Linked DNA regions of Homo sapiens: region 2 is linked to region 1. Evidence: chromatin loops called from intact Hi-C (ENCODE). Cell type or tissue: endothelial cell of umbilical vein. All regions are shown on one strand. Each heading gives the region's core, and the rest is flanking DNA. Links, peaks and the distances in the headings are about the cores only.

What was found. Peaks named below come from ENCODE experiments on the same cell type or tissue, not always from the same donor. Only the 100,000 strongest peaks of a DNase experiment are listed, where the experiment ranks them.
Region 2: a loop joins it to region 1, with 3.0 times the contacts of the local background. A loop is called at or near these places in 3 of 110 quality-filtered maps.

The regions. Positions count from the first base shown.
Region 1 is chr2:36,667,121-36,678,238 of GRCh38, forward strand. No RefSeq gene overlaps it. Among named protein-coding and RNA genes, the nearest start is that of VIT, 24 kb to the right of the region's middle. In endothelial cell of umbilical vein, for the core only: a CTCF peak has its summit at 5,290; a DNase peak (open chromatin) is centred at 5,251.
Region 2 is chr2:35,889,895-35,901,012 of GRCh38, forward strand. No RefSeq gene overlaps it. Among named protein-coding and RNA genes, the nearest start is that of MIR548AD, 420 kb to the left of the region's middle. In endothelial cell of umbilical vein, for the core only: no CTCF peak of the experiment used is centred there; a DNase peak (open chromatin) is centred at 4,927.

The sequences.
Region 1 (11,118 bases), core at 1,307-9,306:
AATAAGATACAGCAAGATAAGTACTTTATGTTCTCAGTTATATGTACAAACTAAAAAAGTTGAACTCACAGAAGCAGAGAGTAGAATGGTGATTGCCAGGGGCTTAGAGATGGAAAAAAATGGGGAGATATTGGTCAAATATACAAACTTTCAGTTATAAGGTGAATAAGTACTATGGAGGTAATGTAAAGCATGGTGATTATAGTTTATTATATTGTATTGTCTACTTGAAATTTGCTAACAGAGTAGATCCTAAGTGTCCTTATCACCACACACACACACACACACACACACACACACACACACACACAAATGGTAACTGTGTGGTGATAGATGTGTCAGTTAATTGAATTCTGGTAATCATCACACAACGTACACCTATATCAGATAATCACATTGTACACTTAAATATATATAATCCGTATTGTCAACTATACCTCAATGAAGATGGTGGAGACAAAAATGTTATGTTTTTAAAATTTTAAACTAAAACTTTGATTAACCATAAATTCATTTTTGTGCAAGAAGGTAAGGAATTCGTGGGTTTTGTTGTTCCAAAGAGCTACCCTGTTGCCCAAACATCATTTCTTCAATAACCTAGCTTCTCCCCACTGATTCAAAGAGCTAACTTTATTATCCACGCATGTATGCATTCCTTCTTTCACTCCACAAACACTGACTGAGTTACTGCTGTGGCATGTTCTGCGCTAGATGCCGGAGGGACAATGATGAGCAGAGAATGGTCCCAGCCATCGTGGAATATGGAGTACCGAGGAGGAGATCATAATAAGCAAACAGATAAGTATTGCAACTTGCAAAGTGCTGCGAAGGAAACAAATGACCACAGAGAGAAAATAATGAAGCGTAGATGTGGGGCAGTTTCCTCTCACAGACTGCTTGAAGGAAGTTCCATTGAATGGGAGCTGGAGCTCAAATAATAGGATTGAGCCAGCCTGGGAAAGAGTCGGGGAAAAGCGCTCCATGTGGAAGGAGCAGCTCATGCAAATGCTCCGTAGGGGGAAAGAACTTGGCTCTATGGAGGACGGAAACTGGCCAGCGTGGCTGAGACCTGCTGAGCATAGAGAGGCATGCTGTGAGTGAGGTTAGCGGGAGAAGCGGGTCTGGCCACTCAGTGTAGGAATATGGATTTAATTCCAAGTGCAAGGAAAACCACTGAAAGCTTTTAAGCCAAAGGTTTATATATAACCCTATTATGTTTTTAGGCAATGACTCTGGCTGTCTTGGGGAGAAAGCCTAGAAAGAGATTAATAAAAGAGATAGGAGACTATAATTTTTAAAATTGGGAAATTATTGCAGTAAATCTAGGGAAAAAAAACTTTCATATACCTTAGAATTTATTTCCGATATCTATTCCATTCCATTGATCTCGATTTTTATTCCTGCACCAGTTTTGTATAGCTTCATAATAGTTTTGATTTGTCATCGAGCAAGTTTTCTCATACCCCTCAACTCCGAATTTCCTCAATATTCCTGCATGTTTATTCTTCCATTTGATCTTTGCGATGATACTGTCAAGTTCCACAAGTAATCCTGATGAGATTTTGATTGAAAGTGCCTGAACTTTACAAGTTAATTTAGGGAGAATTAGCATCTTGGTAGTAGTAAGCCTTCCTGTCACCCAAAAGACATATCTCTCTCTACATTTATTTCTGCCTTCTTGTCTTCCTTTATGACCCTCTGTAAACTCATTTTTATACTAATTTTTGTATGCTAGACCTGTACATTTCTTTTGAAGTTCACTTCTTGATAATTTAGGGGGTTTTGTCTTTTTTTTTTTTTTTTTTTTTTATGGAGTCTCGTGCTGTTGCCCAGGCTGCAGTGCAGTGGCGTGATCTCAGCTGACTGCAACCTCTGCCTCCTAGGTTCAAGGGATTCTCCCGCCTCAGCCTCCTGAGTAGCTGGAATTACAGGCATGCACCACAATGCCCAGCTAATTTTTTTTTTTTTTTTTTTTTTTGTATTTTTAGTAGAGATGGGGTTTCACCATGTTGGCCAGACTAGGCTGGTCTTGAACTCCTGACCTCAGGTGATCTGCCTGCCTCACCCTCCCAAAGTGCATGATTACAGGCATGAACCACCATGCCCAGCTTATTTTTTGATAATTTTTGTTATTGTTGTTGTAACTGGGAGTTTTCTTTTGTTATAGGTCCTAATAAAACTTTTGTCATATTTCCACATATTTGTAATAGAAAGGGACAAAGGTAATGGAAAGAAGTGAGTTGACTACATTTTTTTCCTGATCCATCAGTCTCACTCCGGGGTTGTAGTTTTTGAAATTGAAAATCAGAGTATGCAGGCTTTGTCATCTGGTTCCACCACGACAGCTTCCCTTGAAGCAAAGGAAGCCTCCTGTCTCCTGACCCATCTGAGGGGAGATTATGGGGGTATGAGGAAGTGTGGGAATAAAAAAATCAATTAATACTTCAGAATGTCATCCCACTGTATTATATATAGATTATACATATTTACATTAAACCAGAAACGTTAAATGGGACTTTTTATGTTGTCTCATATTCTGTGACCCTCAAAGACAAAAGTTCACACATACAAGGAGAGGTGTAAAGCATATTTTGGGACTTGTTATAATGTAAACACACACACACACACACACACTCACCCCCCAAAATGCAAAACAGAATCCTCTGAGGGAAACATAAATTGTTTTATTTTATTCTCAGTACTCTTCTGTGTTTTCTAAATATTTGCTAATAAACCAACTTAATTTTTATGGTCAGAAAAAAAACTAAATAGCAAGCCTAACAGAGTTTCAAATAAATTTGAGAAAACAGGGGGAAGATTTCATGCTTAGATATTCTCAAAGAGCACGTGGCTTCAAAGTAATGCCTGCACCTAACAACTGAAACCTGACCATAAGATCCCCTGTAATTCCAAAATGGCTAAAGGACAGAAGTAGAGGAAAGAAAGGGAAGAGGATGAAAGGGGGAGAAACAAAAATTTAAAGAACTCAGTGTGACTCCACCCAGAACTCTTTGATGACTGGGAGAAGCCAGGCCTCTCAGGCTACTTTGTTGTCCCACGTTCTTCAGCAAGTGGAATCGTTTTCAAAATGGAACCCATGGCCTTCAACAGGCAAGGAAGAGGTAATAGGCCAAATGAGTTGATCTCAGGCTCAAATAACCAGAGTGCAGAAGAAACCTGTCAATGTCATATCAAAGCCACTTCAGGTAAGAGTTACAAGATCATAGACAATGGGAGGAATGTCTCAGGCCGCAGACAGACATGCAGGCCTGAACTTCAAAGAAAGGAACAAAACATGGTACAGAAACAACAGAGAGATGAGCTTGATATTAATTCCAGAAAAAAAAATCTAGTTTGGATGATTAAACACTGGCCTTAATCCTTTAAAAGTGCTAGCAATTCAGTTTTTTAAATCCCTGAAAGAAGTTACTCTGGCTTTCTTTCTACTCATTAAATGAGCTCTAGTTGGTATACGCATGCGATATTCTTTAAGAAAGAGTTTCATTGGGCTCAGATGAGATTTGTAACAGAACAATGTTGCAGAGGCTGAAAGCACAAGCCATTCCAGCCCCCAGAACTATCAATGTAGAAACCAGTATTTCTTCAATGGCTATTAATTAATTGCCAGGCACTGTGCTGGGTTTGCGACGACTAAGGACTAAGGAAATGTCCTGTCTCTCAGGACATTCCAGAGGGGAGATAGACGGTAGGTGCTATTATAGCCATGATGGTACTCAGAGACTGGCATATCTGGAACAACATAAAAATGACATATTATTTTTCCAGGCCATTGGGAAAAGAACTTTAAGTACTTAACATTTGAGGAGGTTCCTCTGGCTGGCAGGCAAAGCTTTGTCCTTCTGTAGTGAAGGTAAGCAGAAACTGAATGACATTCTTCCTGGGATACTCCAGGTCGCACTGGGATCAAGTTTGGATTGAATGTCTCTGAAGTCTCTTACGTCTCTAAATACCACACTTCTGTAAGATGAGTCAGGACTGGGAGAGCCAGAAGAGGTTTCCAGGAGGAAGTAAGACTTGATTTGCACCCAAAATGAGGACAGAATTTCAATAAATAGAAAGTAGAACACAGCAAATGTGACTGAGTTTCTTCTCACCAAATGTATGCCAGGTAAATTACATTCTCTTCAGAGATTCTGTGAGATTCCCAATGTTCTCTAACAAATCCATGTCATGCTTAAACTAACCAGAGTGGATTCTGTTATTTCCACTTCTGAAATTTGCCTATTGCATTGACTCATTGAAGATCTCATGGATCGGTTGGGTCACACTGTGACTTTGCCTTCTTATTCATCAGGCGTACTATGTGTCATGGAAGATGCTATTCACGCCTTAATAATTGTGCTTTTTTTTTAATATCGTGGGTACAGAATTTATGAAATGTTTACCCTGTCTCTCAGTATAGTGGATTCTCATTTGTTCACTCCTCCCACCTAAATGTACCATGTATTTCTCCAATGTGCTCCTCACCAGGTGGGTAATTCTGCTAACAGGCAAAAATGGATAGAGCAAGATGCCACCAGAGGATACATCTCCCTTCTCCGAAGCAAGACAGAAAAACAAAACCATGTTTTACATAACACATTCATTTTCTTCTCCCTTTTCTTCTCAAAATTGCTCTCTTACACAAAAGCTCTTTCATCCAGCAGGAATAAAAAACATTAGTAAGAAAAATGCATACCTAAATACTGTACATTTATACATTCATTAATGATGACAAAGAACAACTTCAAAAGAAAATAGAACCAATAAATAATTCATCTGATCTGCCTACACAATGCTGAACAACCAGTTTGCTGTCGTCATCAAATTAGCTGGTTATTTATATATGACATCGTCTCAACCCAATATTAGTGCAAAGTGGTATATTTGAAAGGACTACAAATTAATGGGACTTTAGATGACTAAAAATAATCTAAATACTCAAATAATTCTTTCCATATTCACAAATCCAAAGTCTAGAAGAGAATTTCTAATCTAGCATACTACTAGCATATTTTTACATTTCTAAAGAGAAAGCATAGACTTGTTCATGTCTCCAAAGTATTCAGGCCCAATTAATACCATTTAAAAGAAGATTGTGATATATTTGAAGTAAGATTATACAAACATATACTCAGCTTTTTAGTGAGGAATTGTTATTTCCATTTAAAGAAAACTATGTATTACATAATTAATTTACGAGAAATCAACTTAGTGCCTTTTAGGTGATCATTTGTGTCAAGGTTCCCTTTCTCTAAAGGGCATCTTGCAAAACTCAATAGTGCCCCATTGTGGAACTGTGGGACAACTGACAGCTAATCCAGGCTTTGCTATTCTTTCTTCTGTTTTGTTTTCTTTATAAGATAAACTTTCTCTAGTTTAGAAACTACAACTAAATTTCTTTAGGTGTTAACAAAAACAAAGAACCAATCATATCCATGAATATGTAAATATACTTATAGAAGAATGTATATTTCTTAGAAACAAAATGCTTTTAATATTTCCTAACTTGTTACTTTAATGACTATTCCAAAGAGTAAAGAGAAAATAAACGCTACTTGTCAAAAGTACTGCCTTATTTTTCTACATATCGTGCCCCAAAGGTAAGTACATTAAAAACTATAAAAAGAACATAGGCGATATCACAGAAAAATCTCTTCTTCTAAGGATGTGGGAGGAAAATAGTTATAAAATATAATGGCACCTTATTTTCAAGCTTCATCTCATGATTGAAACAATTAAATTTTAAGAGAACAGTATATATCATAATTCACACGCATATTTTTTCTTCCTGTTGTGGAATGCACATTCTACAAGTCTAAAATGGAGCAAAATCTTGGGTCCATGCTTAAAGATTGTGCCTGATATTTCAAATCCTACTGACAAAAAAACACCTCATCTGTAATGTCATCTATCAGGTTGTTGCATGGTTCTAATTAACATTTTCCTCCGCATATTAAGGCTAGAACTCCTTCCTTGTTTATTCCCCCACTCCCTCATTGCCCCAATATTCCTGAGTCTTCTCTTTTTTAGGTGAATCATCTCCAGAACCTTAAACACTTTTTCACAAGACTTGGTTTTGTCTGCTTGTCCCCTTGTTGCAATCTATAGGACTACTCTGTGGAGGACACCACCTCCGAGCTTAAACTAAAACTTAAAAGTAAAATCATATGAAAGACGAAAAGCAGGACTATCCAGCCAGATGAGTTTCTAAATCAATGAACAAAGCATCAAAAAAATTGAGTTTCTGTTAAAATATGTTACACCATCCATCATTGAAGAAGTACAAGTCAGCAGAAACCTAGAGCAAAAGATTTCAAGAGTAGTGGTAGTCTCATCATAACAATAATAATAATACTTTTTTTACAAGTTATAAATGATACTTACAGATATTAAAAGCCAAAAAAAGAAAAAAGTTATAAATAAAATGGCACTAACTCATTTTAAAGAATAAATAACGATGGTTAAAGCAAGATGCACTATGATACCTGACAAATTATACGTTTGTAAACACTACAGAGAAACTGAAAGCGTAGATGGAGCAGTGGATGCTGCAAAGCAAAGAATCACAGATGCACTGGCTGGCATTACAAAGACAAAGTGCTCTGAAATTAGTCAAATAGATGACAATGGTTTAAAGAAGATGATTTAAAAAAATAGGAGCGTGTACGACTACAGATAACGGGTTACTAGATAAATCACAAAATGCCAACAATAAAGAAACATAAGCAGAAAAAAAATTTGCTTAACTGTTTCCTGATCTGAAGGATCATTTTGGCATGTTGTTATTCAGCACATTAAGAGAGCCCATTTAGTTCCACTCAGAAATAATCCTCACTGACATGTACTTGTCACGATTTTATACTTTAACTAAGGCAGGATTTCCAGGCTGCCAGAAAGAAATAGGAAGCAACATTTAAAGATGAAAGTGATAAGAATGAATGTGGACCTTCTTTTGAGACTTTTGAAAAATGAAGAATCTTGTAGAAAAAAATACATGAAGTAGAAGAAACTGACATTGAATTGTGGATTATGTGCTCATCTTCAGGAAACTTGATCGGTTGGTGACCTGAGCAATCTTCTTCTGACAAGTGCCCTGGGGCCTTTGGCTGGGAGATAATTTTTTGTTAATTTCCTACTTTGAGGTCTTCTTGAACTCAGGTAGCATAATTTGAGCCCCAACCCTACATGAGTTATAGGTCTTTGATTACAAATTCTCAAAATGCATTTCTTTTTTCTACTCAGAGACTAACCCAAGACATCAGAGTTTCATGGCACCTCTGCTGTTGAGTGAAACTTTTTCTAATCTATCCTTTTCCTGAGGTTGTAGCTGTGTAATGACTCTGGCTGTATGCTGGGGAATCAGTTACCTTTAGGAGACCCTAAGTCTTCTCTTCTGGCCCTGTGTGAATGCTGAAACCGAAATCCCTAAATTACTAAAACTTAGAGTCCCTCCCCGACCCCTTCTCCCCAAGCCAGCGGCAATACCAGTTCACCTGTTTACCTCTCTGGTTTTATTCCCATCCAGACTTTTTTTCTTTCCTGGCCACAGGAGATTTCCCATACATTCTGCATATTATACAATAAACATATTTGTGCATCATTTTAAATAAATGTATAACTATTATATGGATCTATCATAATTTTTAATGTACCTATTGAAATGTTTGATTTTTCACAATTAGAAATAATACTTGGGCAAAGATTATAATTTATTTACCTACCTATTGAACTGTTTGATTTTTTTACAAATAGAAATATTGCTCCGGTAAATATCCATGTATCTAAACTTTCGTGGAAATGTGTAATGATTTCCTTAAAATAGATTTCTCGTAAAGGATTGCTAGGCCAAAGGTTATGCGCATGTTCAAGGTTTTCACTTCAGCCATAGACAGCACTCTGTAATACCTTTCTTATGATATTTACCTATTTCTTCCTTATTTTATACTCATTGATGGACTTAACTTGTATTCCTTACTAGATTTTAAACCTAATGGTAAGTAAATCCACAATATTCCACTAGTTTGAACAAAGCACTTAATAAAAATCTTCTGGCTTGAATGTAGCCAAAATTAGTAATTTTAATGGTTCAGAATCAATATTAATAAACTTGTCCTTGAGTTTTATTGGGACACAGCTGCAGCACAGAAAAATGGCCTCTCAATGCAGTTCCTACCTATCTAGGTTTTGTGCTAGATTTCCAGAGAGAAGAAAGGATGGAAGATTAAAGAATAATAAATGAATCTATGGTGGCAAGAGAGACAGAAAAAATGGCTAATAAGAATATAAAAAGATGTTCAACTTCATTAGTCATTAGGGAAATGCTATTCAAAGCCACAATGAAACACCATTTCACACTCACTAGGAAGGCTAAATTTTTTTAAAAAACACAAACAATAAAAAATGTTGGTGAGGATGTAGAGAAATTGGAACTCTCACACATTGCAGGTGGAAATATAAAATTGTGCAGTCACTTTGGAAAACAATTTGGCAGTTTCTCACAGTGTTAAACATAGTTACCATACAACCTAGTAATTTTATCCCTGGGTATCTACCCAGGAGAAATGAAAACACATGTCCACACAAAAACCTGTACATAATGTTTATAATAGCATTATTCATAATAGCCCCAAGGTAGAAACAACCCAAATGTCCATCAGCTGATGACAGGATAAACAAATGTGGTATATCCATTCAATAGAATACTATTTGAACATAAATGAAATGAAGTACTGATAGCACTACAACATAAATAAATGTTGTAAACACTATGCCTAGTGAAAGAATCCAGTCATAAAAGACCACATATTGTATGATTCTATTGGTATGAAATGCCAGAATAGGCAAATCCATGGAGACAGAAAGTAGATTAGTGGTTGCCAGGGGCTAGGAGGAGGAAATAATGGGAAGGGAATATTAATTAGCACTGGAGTTTCTTTGGGAATGATAAAAATTGTTCTAAAATTAGATTATGGTAATGGCTGCACAACCCTGGAAATATACTAAAGAACACTGAATTGTACACTTCAGTGAACTTTATGGTATGTAAATTTTCTCAATAAATTTGTAAAAAGAGAGAGAGGGGAAAAAAAGAGATCTCAACTCCAATTTACCCTTGTTGTAAGACTCTGTGTTTCATTAATTACCATTCCCATGCATATCCAAATCTCTCATTGACTAAATAGCAGTTTGACATTTTTCCTGAAATGATCAGAGCTTACAAAAAGTTCAGATGCACCCTAATGTTCCCCCTCTGCATTTTTTAAACTGCTGTTTACTTCAGCTTTTATTTATCCATCTTCAATCTTTATTCATTATTTTCTGATTGTAAACAGCTTTGCACTATTTGCTTTGCAGAGGAATTTACTAGTGCCCCTAAGACTTGCATTGTTTAACAACCTCTTTCTTTAACTGCCTGCTCCTTTGCAAAAAGTCTTTGGGAGCAGTAAGAAGGAGGATTTTATCTTTATATGATGTATTCATAAACCTTTGTATATACTCAACCGTTAAAACTTCTCACAGATTGTGGCTGTAAAATACAAAGCTTGAATGATAAATTTCAACTGATGGGACCAGTTGTTTCAGAGACAATAAAACACATATCATATAATCTTACTTTAAACACACACTTCTTCACCCACAAACCCACCTCTGCAATTGGGAAATAGGCATAATGGAGAAATTTTCTGCAAGAAGGCATAAAAACCAGAGTTCTTAAAAATCTACGTCAATCTTCCTCCTCCTCCTCAACATTAACTTCCACTGCACTACTATTCCCCACTTTCCCTTCCTGCACCTTCTAGCAATCCCATGGTGATTTTTAATGATAGCTGTTCTCAAATTTGTTTGTAGTTTCTGTGTATGGACACTCCTGTAGGAATTTCCAGAGTATTAACCAACCGTTTGAGTAGATTGGTGATGGGGAGGGGAGAACATCCTTCCGCCTTAGGAGTGCACCTCAGGGGAAGACAAAGTGGTAATTGTATTGTGGTGAGTGAACGCAAACTGCTGAAGAAATAAGTCACACATCACCTCTAGACAAGGAGGCTCAGTTACAGGGTGAATCAGTTGTCCAAAGAGATGGAGAGTAAACACCAACCTCAATTCTGCAGAGACTGGGAAGCTCAATGGAGAAAGCCCATTTTTTATTCTTACCAACTATTCTGAGAGATGCTAAACATTTTGCTGGCGGGGGAATGGAATAGATCTGTTTACTTTTTCCCCCACCCCCGGTAAGTTCTCACATAGCCCTCTTTTCTATTTTTATGGTTTTCTGCATGTGCTTTGATGTTTTTCTATTTTTTCCCCATTTTCTCTCAAGAGCTCACTCTTAACCACAAAGTACAATGACAGGAAATGTACATTTGTTCAAGATAGTATAGAAATGGTTTACATTTTTGCTTCACTTTGCCCAAAGGGGAAGGTGTTTCCAACTACAAAATTAGGGGAAGAGGGAGGGCAGGCCACACACAGAGAATTTGCACTCTGGTTGACTTGAGTTCACTTTTAAATTTAGAGCCAAGGAAGCTTGAAACTGAAACAAAGGCAATGCATTTGGCTATGTGTGGCAGGAAATGACCTTTCCTATGTTGAAATGATAAAATAATTTACCATAAGAAATATCATTTAATAATGAGTAATAGTCTTTTGAAATAATGTGTTTTTTTAAAAAAAAAACTGGGTTTCTAACGTATTGTCTAGAGACAGATCCTAATTTGTTAAATAGGTAGGATATATAGTGTTGTGGAACAGGAGAAGAGACCACACCTCAACCACCCTGACAGTAGGATCAGAAGCCTGTGTCTGGGGCTAGAGATCCTCACATGCAGAACAGAGGTTATTGGCAAGTAGGTGAAAAGAAAACAGTAGGAATCAATGATATCAGGAGGAGAGTAAAACAGATAAGAAAGGGGCCCAGGACTGAGCTCTGCTGGGGGCATCAACAAATAGAGGAAAAGCTAAAAAAGGAAATTCCAGCAAAGGAGGTGGAGAAGGAGTAACCAGTGAGGTGGGACAAAACCAGAGAGGGTGCCACCAGCGTTTCCACACGAAGAGTGTTACAAAAATAAGGAAGTGGGCAGGCACATCGAACGAGCTGAAAGGCCAAGCATGAGGTGG
Region 2 (11,118 bases), core at 1,529-9,528, 780 kb before region 1:
TTTGGATAAGAGCTATTTTAACTGGGATGAGATGATATCTCATTGTAGTTTTGATTTGCAATTCTCTGATAATCCAAGATGTTATGCACTTTTTCATATACCTGTTTCCCATTTGTATGTCTTCTTTTAAGAAATGTCTATTCAGATATTTTACCCATTTTTAAATCAGATTATTCAATTATTTTTCCCATTGGCTTGTTTGGGCTCTTTATATATTCTGGTTATTTATTGATCCTTTGTCAAATGAATAGTTTGCAAATATTTTCTCAAATTTTGTGGGTTTTCTCTTCACTTTGTTGTCCCCTTTGTTGTTCAGAAGCTTTTTAACTTGATGAATCCCATCTGTCCATTTGTGCTTTGGTTGCCTGTGTTTTTGGAATATCACTCCAGAAATCTTTGCCCAGACCAATATCCTAGAGAGTTTGCACAATGTTTTCTTTTAGTAGTTTCATAGTTTCAGGTATTAGATTTAAGTCTTCAATATATTTTGATTTGATTTTTGTATATGGTTAGAGATACAGGTCTAGTTCCATTCTTCTGTATGTGGATATCCAGTTCTCCCAGCACCAATTATTAACAAGACTGTCCTTTCCCCAGTGTAGGTTCTTGACATCTTTGTTAAAAATAAATTGACTGTAGATGCGTGGATTAATTTCTAGGTTCTCTGTTCTGTTGCATTGGTCTCTGTGTCTGTTTTTATGCCAGTACTATGTTGTTTGGGTTACTATAGATCTGTAGGATAATTTAAAGTCAGGTCACGTGTTTCCTCCAGTTTTGTTCTTTTTATTCAAGGTGGCTTTGGCTATCCTGGGTCTTTTGTGGTTCTACAAAAACTTTAAGATTATTTTTTAAATTTTTGTGAAGAATGTCATCAGTATTTTTAGAGGGATTGCATTGATGCCGTATATTGCTTTGAGTAGTATGGACATTTTAACAATACTGATTCTTCTAATCCATGAACATGCAATATCTTTCCATTTTTTGTATGTCATCTTCAATTTCATTCATCAGTGCTTTACAGTTTTTAGTATAGATATCTTTTACTTCTTTGTTAAGCTTATTTCTATGTGTTTTGTTTTATTTGTAGCTATTATAAATTAGATTACTTTCCTCATTTTTCAGATTGTTCACTGTTGGAATATAAAAGTGCTACTGATTTTTGTATGTTGATTTTGCAACTTTTACTGAAATTCTTTATCAGTTCTAATAGTTATCTGGGGGAGTCTTTAGGGTTTTACAAATGTAAGATTTTATCTTCTGCAAACAAGGATTATTTGACTTCTACCTTTCCAATGCAGATGTCCTTCATTTCTTCCTCTTGTCTGATTGCTGTGGCTAGGACTTCCAGTACTATGCTGAATAATAGTGGTGAAAGTGGGCATCTTTGTCTTGTTCCAGATCTTAGAGCAAAGGCTTCAGTTTTTCCCCATTCAGTATGAAACTAGCTGAGGGTCTGTCATATACAGCTTTTATAATGTTAAAATTCTATACCCAATTTTTTAAGATTTTTTATCCTGAAGGGATGTTGAATTTTACTAAATGCTTTTTCGGCATCAATCAAAAATATCAGGTGCTTTTGTCTTTTATTCTGTTGATATGATATATTACACTGATTGAGTTGCATATGGTGAACTGTCCTTGCATCCCTGAGATAAATCCCACTTTGTCATAATAAATTGTCTTTTTAATATGTGGTTGAATTCAGTTTGCTAATATTTTATTGAAGATATTTGCATCAGGGATAATGGCCTGTACTTTTCTTTTTTTTGAGGTGCCTCTGTCTGGTTTTGGTATCATGCTAATATTGGCCTCAAAGAATGAGTTCAGAAGTATTTCCACTTCCTCTGTTTTTCAGAATAGTTAGAGTTGGTATTAGTTCTTCTTTAAGTGTTTGAAAAATTCAGCAGTTAAGTCATTGTGTCCTGGTCTTTGCTGGGAGAACTTTTATTATGGCTTTCATCTCATCACTTGTTATTGGTCTATTTAAGTTGTGGATTTATTCATGGTTCAACATTGGTAGGTTGTATGTGTCTAGGAATTAATCCGTTTCTTCTAGATTTTTTTATTTATTGACATATAATTACTCATAGTAGCCACTAATGATCTTTTGAATTTCTGTGGTATTGGTTGTAATGTCTCCTTTTTCATCTCTGATTTTATTTATTGGGATCTTCTCTCTTTTTTTCTTAGTCTGGCTAAAGGTTTCTCAGTTTCATAAAACCCAACTCTTCATTTGGTTGATCTTTTGTACTGATTTCTTTGTTTCACTTTCATTTCTGCTGTGATCGTTATTATCTTTTCTTCTAATTTTCATTTTGGTTGGCTCTTGCTTTTCTAGTTATTTAAGATTTATCATTAGGTTGTTTTATCTGAAGTTTCTCTGCTTTTTTATAGACAGTTATTGCTGTAAGCCTTCTTCTTTGTATTGCTTTCACTGTATCCCATACCTCTTGGTATGTTGTGTTTCCATTTTCATTTGTTTCAAGAAATTTTTCAACTTCGTTAACTTCTTCATTGACCCACTGGTCATTCAGGAACATATTGTTTAACTATTATGTGTTTGTATGGTTTCCCAAATTCCTTTGATTATTGATTTCCAGTTTTATTCCATTGTGGACAAAGAAGATACTTGATAGGACTTCAATTTTAAAAAATTTTTAAGATTTGTTTTGTGACCTAACATATAATTTATTCTCGAGAATAATCTATGTGCTAAGGAAAAGAATGTGTGTTCTGCACCCATTGGATGAAATGTTCTATAAATATCTATTAGGTCCATTTGGCCTATAATGCAGATTAAGTCTGATGTTTATTTGTTGATTTTCCATCTGACTCATCTGTCCAGTGCTGAATGTAAGTTGTTAAAGTCTCCAGCTAGTATTGCACTGGGATCTGTCACTCTCTTTAGCTCTAATAATATTTGCTTTACATACCTGGGTGCTCAAGAGTTGAGCACATATATATTTACAATTGCTACATTATCTTGCTAAATTGACTCCTTTGTCACTGTACAATGACCTACTTTATTTCTTTTTCTAGTTTTTGCATTGAAATCTATTTAGTATAATATAAGTATAGCTACTCTTTCTCCATTTTGGTTTCTATTGGCATGGAATATCCTTTTCCAAGCCTTTATTTTCAGTCTATGTGTCTCTTCATAGGTGAAGTGTGTTTCTTGTAAGCAACAGATGTTTAGGTCTTTTTTTTTATTCATTCAGCTACTCTATTTTTTTAATTGGAGAGTTTATTCCATTTACATTCCATATTATTACTGATAAGTAAGGAATTACTCTTGCCATTTTGTTATTTGTTTTCTGGTTGTCATGTGGTCTTCTCTTACTTCTTTCTTTCCTTTCTCTCTTCCTTTTAGTGAAAGTGATATTCTCAAATGGCATGTTTTAATTTCATGTTTTATATATTTTGTGGATCTGTGGTATGTTTTTTTATTTGAGGTAACCATGAGGCTTGCAAATAATATCTGATAATCCCTTATTTTAAACTGATGGCAATTTATCACTAATTGGGTAACAAAAAAACAAACAAGTAAAGAGAAAACTAATAAAAACTGCATAGTTTAACTGCATTCCCCTGATTTTTAACCCCTTGTTGTTTCTACTTTTATTATACTGAAAATTTGTTAGAGTATTATTTTTAGAATTTCTGCTAATGATTTGAGTAGTTTATTCACCACAATTACAGTGTTACACAATTTTGTTTTCCTGTGCACTTACTATTACCAGTGAGTTGTGTACCTTCAGATGATTTTTTTTTTTTTTTTTTTTTTTGCTCATTAATGTCCATTTCTTTCAGCGTGAAGAATTCCCTTTAGCATATCTTGTAGGACAGACCCACCCAGTGTTGATGAAATTTCTTAGCTTTTGTTTTTCTGGGAAAGTCTTTATTTATCCTTCATGTTTGAAGAATACCTTTGCTGATGTACTATTCTAAGACAATAGTTTTTCTCCTTCTACACTTTAAATATGTCATGTCACTTTCTCCTCCCTATATGGTTTCCATTGAGTAGTCAGCTGCCAGACATATTGGAGCTCTATTGTATGTTATTTGTTTCTTTTCTCGCTGCATTTAGGATCCTTTCATTATTCTTGACCTTTGGGAGTTTGATTATTAAATGGCTTGAGGTAGTCCTATTTGAATTAAATCTGCTTGGTGTTATGCAATCTTCTTGTACTTGAATATTGGCATCTTTCTCTAGGTTTGCCAAGTTTTCTGTGATTATCCCTTTGAATAAACTCTATAATCCAATTTCTCTCTCTACCTTCTCTTTAAGGTCAATACTTCTTAAAGTTGCCCTTTTCAGGCCATTTTCTAGATCTTATAGGCATGCTTGATTCCTTTTATTTTTTCTTTTGTCTCCTATGACTGTGTGCTTTCAAATAGTCTGTCTTAAAGTTCACTAATTCTTTCTTATGCTTGATCAATTCTGCTATGAAGAGATTCTGATGCATTCTTGAGCCTGTCAATTTTTCAGCTCCAGAATTTCTACTTGATTCCTTTTAATAATTTGAAACTTGGTGTTAAATTTATCTGGTAGGATTCTGAGTTTCTTCTCTTTGGTGTATTAAATTTTGTTAAACTTTCCCAAAACAGCAATTTTGAATTCTCCATCTCAATGGTCACATTTCTGTCTCTCCAAGATTGGTCACTGGTGACTTACTGAGTACATTTGGTTAGGTCATGGTTTCCTGGATGGTCTTGATGCTTGTAAATGTTTGTCAGTGTCTGGGCACTGAAGAGTTATGTATGTATTGTAGTCTTCACAGTCTGGGCTTGCTTTTACCCAGCCTTCCTGGGAAGGCTTTCCAGGTATTTGAAGGGACTTGGGCATTGTGATCTAAATCTTTGGTCACTATAGCTATATCTGCTTTAGGGGGCACTCCAAGCTCAGTAATGCTGTGGCTCTTGCAGACTCACAGATATACTGGCTTGGTGGTCCTGGGTAAGATCTGGAACTATTCCCTGGATTACCAAGCAAAGACTCTTGTCTTCCCATACTTTCCCCCAAACAGATAGTGAGTGTGAGTGTGTGTGTGTGTGTGTGTGTGTGTGTGTGTGTGTGTGTGTGTCTTGCCCAAGGCCCACAGTAACCACAGTCTGGCTACTGCCAGTGTTCACTTGTGGCCCAAGGGCTTGACAGTGATCAGGTGGCAAATACATCCAGGCTTGTGTTCTTGCCTTCATGGCAGTGAGTTTCCCCAGCCTCAGGCAAGTCTGAGGATGCCATCTGGAAGCGAAGGCCTGAAATCAGGAACCTTAGGAATCTACCTGGTGCTCTACTCTACTGTGGCTGAGCTGGCACCCAAGCTACAAGACAAAGTCCTTCTGACTATTCCCTCCCCTTTCCTCGAGCAGAAAAATCTCTCCCTGTGGCCACCACTGCCTCTGGCCCACAGCAAGTACTGACTGGTTACAGTCAATGTTCACTCAAGGCCAAAGGGCTCATCAGTCAGTTTGTGGTGAATGCTTCCAGGCCTGAGTCTCTTTCTTCAGGGAAGGGTGGGCTCCCCCCTGTCCCAAAGCAGGTCCAGAAATGTCATCCAATAGCCAAGGTCTGGAATTGGGGACCCCAGGAAGTGGCTTGATGCTCTACCCCACTGTGACCAAGCTGGTACCCAAGCTGCAAGACAAAGTCTTCTTTACTCTTTCCTCTCATTTCCTCAACCAAATGGACACTCTCCCCATAGCACCACAGCTGGGAATGTGTTGGATCACACCTGAGGCCAGCACACCTCTGAGTCTCACCCAAGGCCTGCATTGAGTACTGCCTGGCTACCACTGCTGGTTATTTAGGGTCCAAAGGCTCTTTACACAGCAGGAGCCTAATAAATCCTACCAGGACTGGGTCCCTTCCCTTCAAGGCAGAGGATCCCCTTCTATCCCTATCCCAGGGGGATAGGACTACATTTAGGAATGTAGTCCTGTAGCTAGGGCCCGCAATGGGGGCCTCTGGGCTCTGCTGGGTGCCCTATCCTACTGTGGCTGAGTTGGTATCCAGGTTGCAAGACAAAGTCCTCTTTACTCTCCCCTCTCCTTTCCTCAGTCAGAGGGAAGGAATCTCTCCTGGAGCTGTGAGCTGTACTACCTGGGCTTGGGGGAAGGTACACAAGCACTCCCTTGACCACCCCAGCTGGTGTCTCACTAGGTTGCTTGCAGCCTAAGCCCACTGGCTCCAAACCCACAGCACCAGGAGTTGCCCAGGACTTGCAGTCCTTGTGGCCTAGACTGCCTTTCAAGTTTATGTAGGACCCCATAGCCTTTTAGCCCATGATGGTGAGGCTTGCTGGAACTCAGGTTCCCGCTGCTGGGATGGATTATTCACCTCTGGCTAGGGAAGGTCTAGATGCTCCCTCCGTGGGCACTGGATGAGTTTTGCCCCATGTTGCTTTCTGCTGTGACAGGAAACCACTGAGTTCCAACACAAAGTCCCACAGTCGCGCCACTGTGCCTCCCCCAAGCACACAGATTATCTTCCTGTGCCACAAAGATGCTGCTGGGAGATGGAGGAGGGATATTGTAGGGGATTCAAGACTGTCTTTCCTACCATCTTCAGTGCCTCTTGCCTTAATATGATGTTAAAACCAGGTACTGTGATCACTCATCTGATTTTTGGTTCTTTTGGCACTTTCTTGTGTGCTGCTTTTTCAATTTGGTGTTCCTGTGGAGATGGTGGGGGACGATTGCTGGAGGCTTCTATTCAGCCATCTTGCTTTGCCTTTCTCCTGTTTCTTAGTAAACTCAATTTACAAACGGTTATTGAGACCATACCATGAAAAAGGCCCCTTTACTAGGGACTGTAGCCAGAGAGAAACTAGAAGCATTTAACATCCAGTTAAGGAGAAAAGTCTTGGCACCTCAAGCCAAGTTTAAAACAGCATTTTCAAGCTAATTCTAAGTTTGTTCAAGTCACTTTTTTAATAAAAGTGCTTCAGTAACATTCCACTGTACTTGCCTTCTGCTTACCTCTTCAGTTTCCCTCCTAGCCACTCCAGGAGCTAGAGACTCCTTAGATTTCTAAAAATATTCAACATACATAACCATACGTTATTCTCTAATACAGAGATTAGTATTTCTTCCTTGTCAGTTGTTATTTATTTTATGTCTTTGGTCTTTCTACACAGCCTTATTTTTAAAATTATAATTATATAACAGACAGAAAATGCAAAAAGACAAATATACAAAATAACAAATTGTGAAAATAAACATCCTGGTTGCCCCACCCATATCAAGAACCAGTGCATGGCCAGCATCTGGAAGCCCCCTGGGTGGTCTTTCTTCATCATAAAGTCCTCCCTACCCCCCATGTTAACCATACTACTAAATATTCTGAAATTCACTTTTTTTTACAGTGTCACTATCTAATTGTAGATCTCAAAACACCATGGCTTAGTCTGTTGCCTGTTTTTGAAATTGGTATATTGAATCATACAGTAACTTTAAAGTCTGGCTTCTTTTACTTTATATTGTAAAGGTTTATTCACCTTTTGCATGTAACTGCATATATTGAAGTCTAGCATTTTTATGAATGAATATTCAATAGTTTGTTTACCCATTCTAATGTTGATGAACATTTGGGCATTTCCATTTTGAGAGTATAATGAACAGCCTTGCTCTGAACATTCTTGTCCATGTTTCCTAGTTCTTATACATACATGGAACGGAGACTGCTAGATCATATAATGTGTGTTTTTAATGTCTTCCAGATAGTGTCAAGCTGCTTTCCAAAGTGACCATTACCATTTCATATCCTCATTATTAATTTATGAAAGTTCGTTTTGCTCTACAAATTCACCAATATTTGATGCTTTCAACTTTAAAATTTTGCCAAGTTGTAAGTTGTAGAGTGGTATTTAGGTTTTTTGTTTTTGTTTTACACTTTTAGTTCTTCTTTCACAGTAGTTACACATTTAGTTTCCTCTAATGCAACACTGGAAGTTTAAATGATGATAGCATGCAGTCTTCTGTTTTCTGGCCACCAAGAAGATATTTCCCAGGTTGTGCAATTAAATGCAATGCTAGCTCTAAGTTTTCGGTAAGATACACTTTATTAAAGTTCTCTCGTTTTCCTGATTTGTGAATTTCAATCATAACTGGATATTGAATGATAACAAATGTTCCTTTTGTAGCTAATGAGATAATCTCATGATTTTTCTTCATTGTCAGGATAATGTGATAATTACATTTTTTCATATGTTGTAAAACCAACTTTGCACCCTGAAACAAACTGAACTTAGTTGTGATTTATTATTCTTTTTATTTATAAATAGACTTGGCTTACTCATATTTTATTTAGGGTTTTAATATCTACGTTCATGACAGAAATTGGTCGATAATTCTCTTTTCTTGTAAAATGTTTCAGATTTTGGAAATAAGGTTATGTAGCCTTCAAAATATGAATTGAGGAACTTTCATCTGTTTTTTAATCCTGGAAGAATTTGTATAAGAATTAGAAATACTTCTTAAATAGTTGTTAGAATTTTCTGGTGAAGCTTTGGGGCCTCTCTGTGTTGGTGAGTGTGTGTGTGTGTGAAGGATTTTAAATCCGAGTTCTTTAAAAAATATATGACTAAAAATATGTATTTTTTATTGTGCCAGAGTTAAGTCGTATTTTTCTTAGAATGTGTTCATTTCATATAAATGTTAATATTTATTAGCATTGTTTTGTGTAAGATTCTTATGTTTTCTTTGAAATTTCTTTAATAGTTCTGGTGATGGCCTCCCTTAAAATCTCTATTATGTGATTGTATTATATGGAGTAAGTTGTGTTGTTTTCTCTGTTGTTTGCTTCCTTCTACTTTCTGTAAGTTTATTATTCCTTATGCTATCAATTTCTACTTATGGCTTTAGCCGCACCCCACAAAGCTTGGGATTTAGCATTTTGACTTTTATTTCAATGTGTTATCTAATTTCCATTTTAATTTTTTAATCCATGAGTTATCTAAAAATGATTGCTTACTTTCAAATATGTTGGGGTTTCCTATATACCCTTTTGCTTTTTGATTTCTAAATGAATTGTTTTGTGATGAGAAAATATACTCTGTAGAATTTCAGTCCCTCTTTTTATCCAGTGGGATAGCATACTATCAATTTCTGCAAATATCTATGTATGCTTAAAATTACTACATATTTTGTGATTGTTGCATATAAGGTTCTATGTATGTAAATTTGATCAAGTTTGTTAAGTGTGTTACTCAGTGTATGTGTTAGTGAATATCTTTTCTTGTCTGCTTATTCTATGAGTTACGGAAAAAGTTATATTAAAATCTCCTATAATGATTATCAATTTGTATATTTTCCTTCAATTATGTTAATTATTTTTATATGTATTTTTTGCCACACAGTTTAACCATCACATCTCCTTGTGAATTGAATCTTTTATCATTATAAAGTATCTCTCATTACCTCTAGTAAAGAATCTTTAAATTTATTTGCTCTATTTTGTCTGATATAATTGCATCAAACCAGCTTCCTTTTAATAAGCAAATCTCTTTCCATCTGTTTACTTTTAGTCTTTCCATGTCGTATCTTTCACATGTGTCTTTTGTGAACACTGTCTATTTTGAGTTTTGTGTTTTTAAACCCACTGCAATAACCTTTGCCTTTTATATAGAGCATTTAGACTATTAATATTTTGTGCAGTGTATTTTGAGTATACTAGTATATTTGAGTTTATACCTACCATCTTACAATGTAACCTCTATCTGTAATTATTGTTCCATGTTTATTTTCCTCTTTTTTGCATATAATTGACTACTATACTAGTTAGGGTTCCATTAGAGAGTCAGTACCATTAGGAGAGATGATGACATAGATAGATATATTATAGAGTTAAAGGAATTTCTTATATAGATTTTACCTTGTATAATTATCAGAGTTGGTTAAGTAGTCTCTATAAGGCTGTCATCTTCACATTTAATGCTAGAGCTTGAAATCTATGCAGCAGGCAGTTGACAAGGAAATATGGAAGTAAAGTAGAGAGAGCAAGAACAAGTTAGGACCAATAATCATAAGCTAGAGTCCACAGCAAAGACTGAAACCTGTCTCAATCCTCATTGTCTAGAGCCTTAATAGTGTCCTGCAGAAGCCAGGAACCCTCATTATGGAGCTAACTACACACACCCCTTGCTCAAGAGTCAGAGAAGCTGAAGGAGGATCCAAAGAAAGCTGGAGCAATTTCAGGCCTGGCCACCGAGTAAAGTCAATGGGGTAGAACAACAGGTAAAGGGCAACTTGTGTGAGCTAAGCATAAAGGCTGTTGCTTTGCTCCCCCTTCCAAATCCCTCACCAGAATTTTTCTTAGGGATATCCTAACCAGAAACTTATAGGAACACTGGGAAATGTAGTTTAGCCTAGCCAAGTGACACATTGCAAAGCCACCACAACTGTTTTATATTATTTCATGTATTCCATATTTTGGAATTACAAACATATTTATACTCCTTTAATGACTACCCTAACAATTAGTTTGTATGAATACTTTATTCTGAAAGGCCAATATTATTTGCACTTTTACGCTGATCCCAGTTAATACTCCTATTTTAACTCCATTTACCCCCTCCAACATATACGCTATTGTTGTGGTATATTTTCATTCTCTCTCTATTAAAACTCACAAGTAAGTCACTGCTAGGTTAGATTTCACTAAAATTTACCATTTTGTACCTCTTCATTTCTTCCTGCATCCTAAGTTCCTATCTGGGAATATTTTCTATCTGAACAACCCTCTTTAGAATTTCTATTAATGTGAGTTGGCAGATTATGAATTTTTGCAGTTTTTCTTGATAGAGATTTTCTGTGTAATTGATGACAGAAACTATAATTTCACTTTTTAAAAATGCTGATAAATTAGTCAAACTTGGTCTAATTGTTATGCCCATGAAAATAGTCTACATTTCTCTCTGTTGTTTTTTTAAAGATTGTTATCTTTGTTTTGTTTTATGCACTTATATGTATCCAGATGTAGAATATTTTATTATCCCATTTGACATTTTTGGGCCTATTAATTACTTTTCTTTGTTTTTTTATTATACTTTAAGTTATAAGGTACATGTGCACACTGTGCAGCTTTGTTACATATGTATACAAGTGCCATGTTGGTATGCT